Regions from separate parts of the Homo sapiens genome. Here region 2 is linked to region 1. The links are chromatin contacts, found by Hi-C or POLR2A ChIA-PET in ENCODE. All regions are on one chromosome and are shown on one strand. Each heading gives the region's core, a stretch centred on a gene start or an enhancer-like site at or near the end of the contact. The rest is flanking DNA. Distances are from core to core; before and after follow the strand shown. Region 1 holds the start of MPPE1 (metallophosphoesterase 1). Region 2 overlaps CIDEA (cell death inducing DFFA like effector a).

Evidence for each region. Hi-C counts contacts between places; a loop is a spot of excess contacts on that map. ChIA-PET counts read pairs that join two places held with the same protein, here RNA polymerase II (POLR2A). Pooled maps may share reads with other maps.
Region 2: a pooled map shows a loop between it and region 1 (3-fold over the local background). The contact joins the enhancer-like site here to the promoter of MPPE1 in region 1. A Hi-C loop is called at or near these places in 4 of 50 pooled maps. POLR2A ChIA-PET finds 5 or more read pairs at or near these places in 2 of 52 experiments (activated CD8-positive, alpha-beta memory T cell and naive thymus-derived CD4-positive, alpha-beta T cell).

What each region holds. Positions count from the first base shown.
Region 1 is chr18:11,906,735-11,912,440 of GRCh38, reverse strand. MPPE1 (metallophosphoesterase 1) reads left to right here and starts at 4,124. Exons shown (of 11, transcript NM_023075.6): 1 at 4,124-4,240. It overlaps LOC101927511 (a long non-coding RNA gene), which reads left to right. Exons shown (of 4, transcript XR_007066296.1): 4 at 1,579-1,892. RefSeq lists a silencer at 3,332-3,731.
Region 2 is chr18:12,269,460-12,275,165 of GRCh38, reverse strand. It overlaps CIDEA (cell death inducing DFFA like effector a), which reads right to left. Exons shown (of 5, transcript NM_001279.4): 4 at 892-1,073. Among named protein-coding and RNA genes, the nearest start is that of CIDEA, 18 kb to the right of the region's middle. RefSeq lists a silencer at 3,145-3,324. Within about 2 kb of position 3,330, at least 29 of the 41 ENCODE cell types and tissues checked have a DNase peak (open chromatin) inside an H3K27ac peak, as active enhancers do.

The DNA of each region.
Region 1 (5,706 bases), core at 2,875-5,374:
TACAGGTGTGCACCACCGCGCCCGGACTGTTTTAGCAAATTTGACAAAATGTGGGTAATTTATCCATATAATAGAAAATGCCTAATATTCATTAATTGAAAATTAGAAATTACATTAAAATATTCGGTACTGTTTTTTAAACTATTCTACTTTTACATATTTGGGAAGATTATTTTCTTTAACGATTCTGTTTTATATATTTTATTAATTGTGTTATCTGTTTCCTGAAATTAATATATGCTAGAAGGAAAATTACCTTTATAAATGTCAGCATCTTAAAAGTCATGTCAATATGCAGATTTTGATAACAATCGGTATAGATAAACTAATTCTAAAGTTAGGAATGGGGCCAGGCGCGGTGGCTCAGACCTGTAATCCCAGCACTTTGGGAGGCCGAGGTGGGCGGATCACTTGAGGTTAGGAGTTCGAGACCAGCCTGGCCAACATGGCAAAACCCTGTCTCTATTAAAAATGCAAAAATTAGCTGGGTGCGGTGGCGGGTGCCTGTAATCCCGGCCACTCAGGAAGCTGAGGCAGGAGCATGGCTTGAACCCGGGAAGCAGAGGTTGCAGTGAGCCAAGATGAGCCACTGCACTCTAGTCTGGGTGACAAAGTAAGACTCTGTCTCAAAAATAAATAAATAAATAAAGTCAGGAATAGGTCATGCCATGCTTTATTATATCCGTGATGCTTTATTATATCTGTGACTTTGAAAATTAACATTATTTTACTAACCATACTCAACAATGCTTTTTAAAAAGGGATTTATGACATATAATTCTTTTGGAAATTAAAATGCATGGTATAATTCTATGGTTGGTCAGATTACACTTCAGGTGTAAATGAATTACCTTAAAAATGTATTTCTTAGGTTTATGTTTTATGGACTTAATAAATATTTTATTACAATTTTTTTTTTTTTTAGACAGAATCTCACTCCGTCACCCAGGCTGGAGTGCAGTGGCACGATCTCGGCTCACTGCAACCTCCACCTCCTGGGTTCAAGTGATTCTCCTGCCTCAGCCTCCCGAGTAGCCGGGAATACAGACGCATGCCACCGCTCCTGGCTAATTTCTGTATTTTTAGTAGAGCCGTGGTTTCACCATATTGGCCAGGCTGATCTCGAACTCCTGACATTGTGATCTGCCCTCCTTGGCCTCCCAAAGTGCTGGGATTACAGGCGTAAGCCACCGCACCCAGCAGAAAAAAATCTTAAACTTACAAAAACATAGAGAGAAATATAGCAAATGCTTGTATTAGTTTTCTATGGCTGCTGTAACAAATTACTACCACTTTGGTGACCTAAAACAACCCAAATTTACTACCGTACAAGTCCTGTAGGTCAGGAGCCCACACGGGGCTCACTGGGCTAAAACTCAGGTGATGGCAGGACACCTGAGCATCTGCAGGATCATTCATTCCTTGCCTTTTCCACCTTGAGAGGCCACCTGTGGCATTCCTGGGCTTGTGGCCCCTTCCTCCATCTCCGGAGTCAGCACCAGCGGCCACATCCTTGTCAGGTTGAATCTCTCTGAACTTCCTTCCAGTGTTACGTCTCTTTCCAATTCTCATTTGCAGGTAAAGGTTCTCGGAAGGACCCAATGAGACTGGGCTCACTGGGATAATCCAGGATCATCTCCCATCTCAAGGTTCTTCATCGCATACTTGCAAAGCCCCTTTTGCCATGTCAGGTAACTTGTTCACAGGTTTGAAGATTAGAATGTGGGCATGTTTGGGGGGCATAATTAGGCCTAGCACAATGCCCATGTACCCATCTCCTTGCTTAAACATTAAACACTTTGCCAATATTGTTTCTCCTATCTCTCACTTTGTTCTCTAAAAAACTCCAGGAATTTGTTATTAAATTTTATTAAAGCAAATCCCAGAAATAATATAATTTGCCTGTAAATATGTTAATATGTTTCTCTGAGGCCTTTAAAAATCATAGCCACTATGGTATTATCGTAATAAAATTACCTGAAGTTATTTAATGTCACCTAACATTCAGTCCATGTTTAAGTTTCCCAATTTTTTTTTTTTTTTTTGAGATGGAGTCTCACTCTGTCGCCCAGGCTGGAGTGCAGTGGCGTGATCTGGGCTCACTGCAAGCTCTGCCTCCCGGGTTCACACCATTCTCCTGCCTCAACCTCCCGAGTAGCTGGGACTACAGGCACCTGCCACTACACCCGGCTAATTTTTTTTTTTTTTTTTTTTTTTTTAGTAGAGACGGGGTTTCACCGTGTTAGCCAGGATGGTCTTGATCTCCTGACCTCCTGATCTGCCCGCCTCGGCCTCCCAAAGTGCTGGCATTACAGGCAAGAACCACCGCGCCTGGCCGCCAATGTTTTTAAAAATGCCATTTATTTATGTAAAAGTTTGTTTGTCTTAATCATGACCCAAACAAGGTCCACAAATTGCATTTGGCTAATGTGTCTCTCAAGGTCCCCCCACCCTCTTTTTTTTAAAGACATGGGGGGTCTAGCTGTGTTGCCCAGCCTGGAGTGCAGTGGCTATTCACAGCTGTGATCATAGCTCACTACAGCCTTGAACTCTGGCCTTAAGCAATCCTCCCACTTCAGCCTCTGAACATTTATTTTTGAAAAAAGAAATTGGGTCATTTGGTTTGTAGAATTTCCCACATTCTGGATTTGGCAGATTACTTCCTGGTGGTGTAATCTAATGGGTTCATTTGGCCCCTGTATTTCCTTTAGCCTGTGATTAGTGTTATAAGCTTAACTGGTTCTAGTTTCCCTTTCTTTGTTAGTCAGAGAGAATACTTTAGAGGTGAGGCTGCAAACAATCCACGGTGCCATATTAGTGTGTTTATGGAATCAGGCTGTCCCAGTTTCGATTATGTCAAAGTTGTTCACCTGATCATATCTGAAGATATTACAATATTCTTAATAATAATAACCATTTACCGCATACTTATTGTATACCAGGCATTTTGCTGGCTGTGTCCTATATAATTCCTCAAACCACATCTCCGTGTATTAACCACACTCATAGATTTGTGAAAATGTACCAGAATTGACTGGTTGGAAGGCTCTATGTGGATTATTACTCTGAGCATGTTTACTTCTTGAAATATGAAATAATGGCTCCTGCTTTTAATATACAGGCTTATTTTGAGGATTTTTTGAACGGATGTGAGAGCACTTAGAAAACTGGAACGCGCCGCGCTACACCATTAAAATTAGTAACATCAGTGAGAAAAAAGCAAGTGCATAATAAATATTATAGTTATCCTGATTGTCTCCTTTATTCATCACACACTTCCTAAGCACATCTCTGGAGGGCACTTTCCAAGGCTCCGGGGGAGGAGAGGAAAGAGGCGCAGCCAGGCCTGGTGGGTCCCGGAGGGGCAGCGCGGCGCGGGAGGGGAACGGGGAGGCACGGCCTGGCTGCCACCGCGCGCGGAACCCGGGAGCGGCTCCGGGGCTGTCAGCTGCCCGCCTGGCTCCTCCAAGGCCTGGAGCTCGGACGCGGGCTCTGGGGGCTTCTGGGGCGCGGAAGCGGGCTCGCGGGGAGCAGTGGCCGCCCCCGGCCGCCGCGGTGGCTGTGCTCAGAAGCCGGCCCTGGCGTCAGGAGGCCGGGCGCGCGGCGCGGGGCGCGAGTTCCCCTGCCCGCCTGTGCGCCCCGCAACGGGCCTTTCCTGGGCCCTAACGACAGCTCGCCCGTGCTTCGCCCTCGCAGCTCTCCTGTGTCCCCAAAATGCCTTTCCCGCGTCCCCCGCCCTTCAGCGGTGACTGCCCAGGGGACTCTGTAACGCGACACTCAGACTGCCGAGCCTGCCAGGCACTTCGCGGAGGGCGCTAGGGGCCGGGACGCGGCCGCCGAGCGTAGGTTCCGGCCTTTACTCCGAGTTGCGCACGGAGCCCCAGCTGCGGTTGTCCGCTCTGGGGATCACAGGCCGCGGAGACCCGGGAGCCACCCGCCGGGCCCCTTCAGACGACCCGCTTCCGCAAACCGGCCGTGGGACTCCGGCGCCGGGCGGACGAAGCGGCTCCGGGAAGACTCGGTCTTCCCCGCCCGCCTGAGGTCGCCGGGGCGGGGCTTCAGTGACAGGCCCGCGCGCTACCGCGGAAACAGGAAGTTGGCTGGGTGCGCGCCGGCTCCGGCTGCAGTTCCCGGGTCCCTCGGCCACCGAAGCCACCCTGCCCTGGTGAAAGGGCTCCCGCACCGCCCGGTGCTCCCCATCTGCCTGGCGTTGTGCGCAGAGCTGGAAAGCATGGCTGTTGTATGTATTCTTGCGCCCGTGTGACAACATTTAAACTTCTAAAAACGGAACCTCCTTCCGTGTTAGGATTGCAAGTTAACCTAGGAAAAACAGCATTCTGCAAATTATTTGCTGGAAAATCTCGGTGACTTAAGGCCCATGTATTACTTTGCAGGGGTCTCTCACTCTAGTTTGCTGGTGTAGATTTTTTAAAAAATCCATCTTATCAAAAAATACCGTTTAAGGTGGAAAATTTCAAATGCAAGTCGCAGTTGATGAGATTGCAATTAATATATTTAAGATAGTGAATTAGAGAAAAACTACAGGTCAGTGCATATTAAGTATTTTTTTCATATTTTGGGGGGATTAGATTTTTAACGATAACTTTGAAGTTAAAAATTAAAAGATAGGCTGGGTGCCGTTGCTTAGGCCTGTAATTCCAGCACTCTGGGACGCTGAAGTGGGAGGATGGCTTGATCCCAGAGATGCGAGACCAGCCTGGGCAACATAGCAAGTCCCCCGCCCCCACCATAACAACAAAAGTACCAAAAAAAAAAAAAAAAAAAGCCAGGTGTAGTGGCACGCACCTGAAGTCCCTGCTACTCGAGAAGTTGTGGGGGAAAGGATCGCTTCAGCGCAGGAGTTTGGGGCTGCAGCGAGCTGTGACGCAGCCTGCGGTTGACAAAAAGTCAAAACTCTATAAAATATTTGAAGGGATTAATTCTGAGCCAAATATGAGTGACCATGGCTGGTGACACAGCCATTTGGAGACCCTGAGAACGCGTACGCAAGGTGGTCGGGGCCCAGTGTGGTTTTATGCATTTTAGGGGAGCCATGAGTCATCAGTCAAATACATGTAAGATTAAGATGTACATTGGTTCGGTCCATAAAGGTATGACAGCTGAGGAGGTGGGTGGGTCGGGGGTTTCCGGGTTATAGGTAGATTGAAAATTTTCTGATTGGCATTTGGTTGAAAGATTTATTATCAATGGAAAGGAATGTTTGGGTTACAATAAGAGGCTGTGGAGACTGAAGTTTTATCATGCAGATGAAGCCTCCAGGTAAGTTAAGTGTCCAGCATGTTAAATGCTGGTCTGCTTTTCCTGAATTCTAAAAGGGAGGAGGATGAAATGTGTCAAGTTCCACCCCCACTTCCCATCATGGCCTAAACAAGTTTTGCTTAAAACAACCTAAAACAAGGTTAACTCTGGAATGCCCTTGGTGGGGTCCATGCAGATGGTTGAGGGGTCTTAGGATTTCATTTTTGATTTACAATGGGCGGTGGAGTGAGACCCTATCTCTAAAAATAAATAAATAAATAAATACAAATTGAAAAGTTCAAAGATAAATTTTTTTTTTTTTTTTTTGAGACGGAGTTTCGCTCTTGTTGCCCAGGCTGGAGTGCAATGGCGCGATCTCGGCTCACTACAACCTCCGCCTCCCGCATTCAAGCGATTCTCCTGCCTCAGCCTCCCGAGTAGCTGGGA
Region 2 (5,706 bases), core at 2,081-4,580, 360 kb before region 1:
TATTTAGTAGAGACAGAGTTTCGCCATGTTGGCTAGGCTGGTCTCGAACTCTTGGCCTCAAGTGATCTGCTGACCTTGGCCTCCCAAAGTGCTGGGATTATAGGTGTGAGCCACCATGCCTGACCAACCTTCTCATTTAAAGATGATAAAAGCAAGGCTCAGAGAAGTTAAGGAGTCTGTGAAAGGTCACACAGCTGATTCCTTAGAGCAGGGACTGCTGGTGTTTCTCTCAGTCCCAGGCTCAATGGCAGGGGTGGCACCCAGTTATGGGGCAGGAACACCCAGGAAGGCTCCTTTTGATCACATGGAATTTGTTTGAATGGGTCTGGGGTATGGCTGGATCAGGAGTCTGTCTTCTAAAAGTTCTGTTTCCTGGGATGCTGTGCAACCAGCCTGGCCTTCGTCTTTGGGATGACGGTGCCCTGGCATTATGTGGAGAGGACACACGCCCATGCCACATTACTGGTAAGGCTGAAGTTATCAGGAGTACAGGAGATACATGCAAAGGCGTGTGATTCACCAGGGTCTAGGTGACCGTTCTGTACAAACCCGGCCACGACCTCCATGGCTCTGGTTTTAGTCATCATCACCTAGAATTAAGTGCTCTAGTTCTTAAAATGAATGTGGTTCCTCTTTATATTTATTATTTAGCTTTTGTTTCTAATGAATAGTTAGTGGTCTTTGGAAGAAATAAATCTGTTTTGGCTTGAGATTTTCTGTTGTGTGAGATGAGCCTGTGGGATAAGAGTTGACCTCCAGACAACATTACTCCAACTGCCCCTAACAGTGCTAGCCGGCCTGGGAGCCCAGAGGAACAGGGTGGGGACTGCTGCCTGTGCCACACCCTGTGCAGTCTGCAGACCCCCGGAGGTGACCCCTGGAGTGTGTTACCTCAGCAGGCCCTTGAGTCCCGTGCACCGGATGTCGTAGGACACGGAGTACATCTCATACATGGTGGCCTTCACGTTAAGGCAGCCGATGAAGTCCTTGGGGTTCAGCCTGTACAAGTCGAAGGTGACTCTCGCTATTCCCGACCTCTTCGGCGGCGAGCAAGTGGGGACGTGCTGGCTGCCCTGTGACAATGGGGGGAGGGGCAGGCTTCAGGAGCCTTCCTAACCCTCCCACGTCATCACTCTGCTCTTATGCCAGCTTCAGATTCTCCTATGTGTCTGTTTAAGGTCTGTGAGCGGCTCCGTGGCTAATCGATAGAGAGATGCTTTCAGCAGGACCCATTTGCACACACTACGACTGTGTCCAATTAGCCACGAGGCGTCTGTCCCTGATCTGCCTTCAGTTCCGGACTCAGGGTGAGTCTGGTGTGGCGTCAGGGCCTGGATTTTAGGACCCCGTTGCTCAGTGGATAGATGTGCCCTGATGAGTGGTGGGGACCCACTCGCCCTGGAGGCCACCATGGTTACCTGGTGACAAAAGAATCTCATCTCATCACTGTAACACAGTTATGGTAATGGAGAAGCAGGCAGCATTGGTTCAATTTTATGGGGGCTACTGGGTGGAAAGTACCAGAATCATATGGCTGAAGTGAGGGCAGAGTGGGCACCTTCCCAGAGCACCTCTGTGTTTTAATAACCCCCCAGGGTTGAGAGCGGACTCCATGGGGAAGCCCAAAGCCATGCAGCAGAACCCCTGGGTGGGAGGAGACCCCCCTGGGTGGGAGGAGGAAGTCAGTGACCTCTACACATCCCAGGTTTATAAACAGCACCGGAACAGAATTTTCCCCACAAAATGGTTTAAAAATATGAGAGCAAAGCTGCCCCCAGTACAAATGACAGGCCAGGAGCTGTTCTTTCTGAGTGGCTTGTGCCACATACAGATCTTGCAGCACTCAGGATTCGGGTCTACACAGGGTTACTAGGTCTTGTGAGCCTTCGAGGTTGGGAGCCGCTGAAGCTGTGAATGGTAAATTCACCAATGACAGTGACCTCATGAATGGGAACTTAAAATGTAAATACCCCTAAAATTACCCAAACCCTCCTCGCCGTGGCCAGCCTTCTTTATTCCCCTGTCCCACCATACAGACAAACCCACCTGTGGTTCCAGTTGTAGCCTCTAATTCGGATCATACAGAATTTGTTTGAATAGATCTGGGGTATGTATGGATTAGGAATCTGTCAACTAAAAGCTCTCCCTCCTGTGACACTTTAAAAATATAAGAGAGCAAAGCTGCCCCAAGGTACAAATATCAGGCATTTGTCTTTGACTTGAATTTGTCTTTCAGGAAACATTTTGTGGCCAGGCACAGTGGCTCATGCCTGTAGTCTCAGCACTTTTGGAGGCTGGGGCAGGAGCACCCCTTGAACAGGGCAGGAGGTTGAGGCTGCAGTGAGCTATGATTGTGCTACTGCCCTCCAGACTGGATGACAGAGCAAGACCTTGTCAAAAAAAAAAGAAGGAAAAAGAAAATAAAATTTTGTGAGGTGGAATCTCGGGTGAGGTTGACTTCATCATCCTTTTCTAAGCGGTTGTAGCTCCCTCTTATTACTTTAAAAATCAAAGCTGAGGCCGGGCACAGTGGCTCACACCTGTAATCCCAGCACTTTGGGAGGCCAAGAGGAGCAGGTGACCTGAGGTCAGGAGTTTGAGACTAGCCTGGTCAACATGGCGAAACCCCGTCTCTACTAAAAATACAAAAATTAGCCGGGCATGGTGGTGCACACCTGTAATCCCAGCATTTTGGGAGGCCGAGACGAGCAGATGACCTGAGGTCAGGAGTTTGAGATCAGCCTGGCCAACATGGCGAAACCCTGTCTCTACTAAAAATACAAAAATTAGCCAGGCATGGTGGTGCACGCCTGTAATCCCAGCTACTCAGAAGGCTGAGGCAGGAGAAGCACTTGAACCTGGGAGGTAGAGGTTGCAGTGAGCCGAGATCGCGCCACTGCACTCCAGCCTGGGCGACAGAGTGAGGCTCCATCTCAAAACAAACGAACAAACAAAAAAACCCAACCAAACAACAACAACAACAACAACAACAACCCCCCCCCAACCCCCCCCCCCCACACACACACTCAAAGCTGAGGCTGAGGCCGTTTTCTCTCAGCGGCCTCTTGGGGGCGCCAGCGAGCCCTCAGCCGGGAAACGTGTTTGGAAAGCTCAGATCCTGGCATCAGAGAGGGCTTCTCCTCCCGTCCCGCGCCTCTTTTTCCGAGCCTCACATCCCTTTCTGACTTTTGAAAGTTTTAATTTTACTCTCCCTAAATGTCTCCAGTCTTGGTTAAAATTATGACGCCCTCCCGCCGCGGATCCGCTGGGGCCTCGCCGGGCGGGGGCTGCGGGGCCGCGCTCTTCCTGAGGGCGCTGGGACCGGGGAGCGAGACACCTGCTGGCGGCTTCCTGCTCCAGCGTTCTGGTCTCAGTCTAAACTGGTTTTGCCCAGAAAGGCCTACAGGTGGCTGGGATCCAGGGAGGTGGTTGCGCAGCCGAAACGGGGGCCGCGAGCCCCCTGGAGCGCGTGGCCGGCGGTGGCATCTACACCCGTGGCATCGACCGCCCCCACCACCCTGCCCTGCAACCAGGTTCCCAGCGCCCACCACCAACTCCTCCCTGTTAGCTGAGTGTCTCCTTTAGAAAAACAAACCCGCCTTTCCCATCTCCTACTGCTGCTGTAACAAACGACCAGAACCTCAGTGGCATGAAACCCACACACCAATGCTGTCCCACTGCCGAGGTCAGAGTCAAAGCCAGGGCGCAGGGCCGCCGTGGGGGCTGCGGGGCAGGCCCGGCCCCTCGCTTTTCCCGGCTTCTTGGGCGCCTGCCTTGGTGGGTACCCCACATCTCTCCTCCTCCTCTGCCTCTGGCCTTCATGCTCACCTGCCTCCCTCTCATAAGGACCCTTGTGAAGACTTCGGCCTCTACCCAGATGATCCAGGACAAACCCCACCCCAACCCCGCCCCAGTAACCTTCACTTAATCCCATCTGCCACGGCTGAGGATTAAGACAGGGGCGTCTGTCCGGCCGCCTGGGCTCACGCCTGTAATCCTAGCACGGTGGGAGGCCGAGGTGGGTGGATCGCCTGAGGTCAGGAGTTTGAGACCAGCCTGGCCAACATGGCGAAACCCCGTCTCTACTAATAATACAAAAATTAGCCGGGCGTGGTGGTGGGCGCCTGTAATCCCAGCTACTCGGGAGGCTGAGGCAGGAGAATTACTTGAACCCTGGAGGTGGAGGTTGCAGTGAGCCCAGATCACGCCATTGCACTCCCTCCTGGGCGACAAAAGCAAAACTGTCTCAAAAAAAAAAAAAAAAAAAAAAAGAAAAGAAAAAGAAAAAGAAAAGAAAACAAACAGAGGTGTCTGTGGTCTGTGGGGGCATTATTTTTGCTGTTACACTTTCCTCAAGCAAAAAGCCATGCAGACCAATATTTGCTTTAAATGATTTGTCTAATTCACCCCACAATTAATAGTCTCATCTACAGACATCTCCCCACCTGCTTTTTTTTTTTTTTTTTTTTTTTTTTTTGTGAGACGGAGTCTTGCTCTGTCGCCCAGGCTGGAGTGCATTGGTGCTATCTCAGCTCACTGCACCTCCAACTCCCAGGTTCGAACAATTATCTGCCTCAACCTCCCAAGTAGCTGGGATTACAGGTGCCTACCAGCATGCTTGTCTAATTTTTGTATTTTTAGTAAAGACGGGGTTTCACCCCGTGGGCCAGGCTGGTCTTGAACTCCTGACCTTGTGATCCACCCACCTTGGCCTCCCAAAGTGCTGGGATTACAGGTGTGAGCCACTGCGCCCAGCCCTCATCTACATTAAAGATTACATTTTATTCTAAATATTATGCTTTTATAATTGGTCTGTGGTTTCTTTCCCAGTCAGGAAAATTGTGAGGTTATATATATAATATATATGTATATGTATAATATATGTAGAAGTAAGGGACAGAAAGACGTAAAATGAAACCTACACACTGCCATCCCTTAGAGACCCCATCCACCTCCCACATCTCCCCTCCTCTCAAGAGGTTTTTATGCCATGCGTTTTCCCCTTACTTTTCTCTATTTTTAGCACATGTGTATCTCAAACATTATATTGTTAATTTTGCATATTTTTGAATTATCTGTAAATGATTTGATGTGGAGTTTATCAAAGTGTAATCTGGAGACATCCAGGAATCCTGAGGCCCTATTAAGGGACTGAGAGGTCAAAACTAGGCCAAGCACGGTGGCTTATGCCCGTAATCCCAACATTTTGGGAGGCTGAGGCAGGTGGATCACTTGAGCCCAGGAGTTCAAGATTAGCCTGGGCAACATGGAGAAATCCCATCTCTAAAAAAATACAAGCATTTAGCTGGGTGTGGTGACATGCACCGGTAGTCCCAATTACTTGGGAGGAGGAGGTGGCAGGATCCCTTGAGCCCAGGAGGTGAAGGCTGCAGTGAACCAAGATAACGCCACTGCACTCCAGCCCGGGTGACAGAGCAAACCCTGCCTCGAAAAAAAAGAAAAAGAGAAAGAAAGGCCATAATAAACAGTAAGATGCAGTTTGCCTTCTTTGTTCTCACAAGAAGTGCTGTTTCCACAGCACATTTGGAAAACCTGCATAACTCAGTGAATCAGTTTTTCTCAATGACCAACGCCTGCTGTTACAAAATCATCCCCAGGAAAAAGGTCCATTCAAAATGGAAGACGGACTGATGGATTCACTGTAACAGAGGAGGCCAACTTCACTGGTATACCTTCAGATTACAC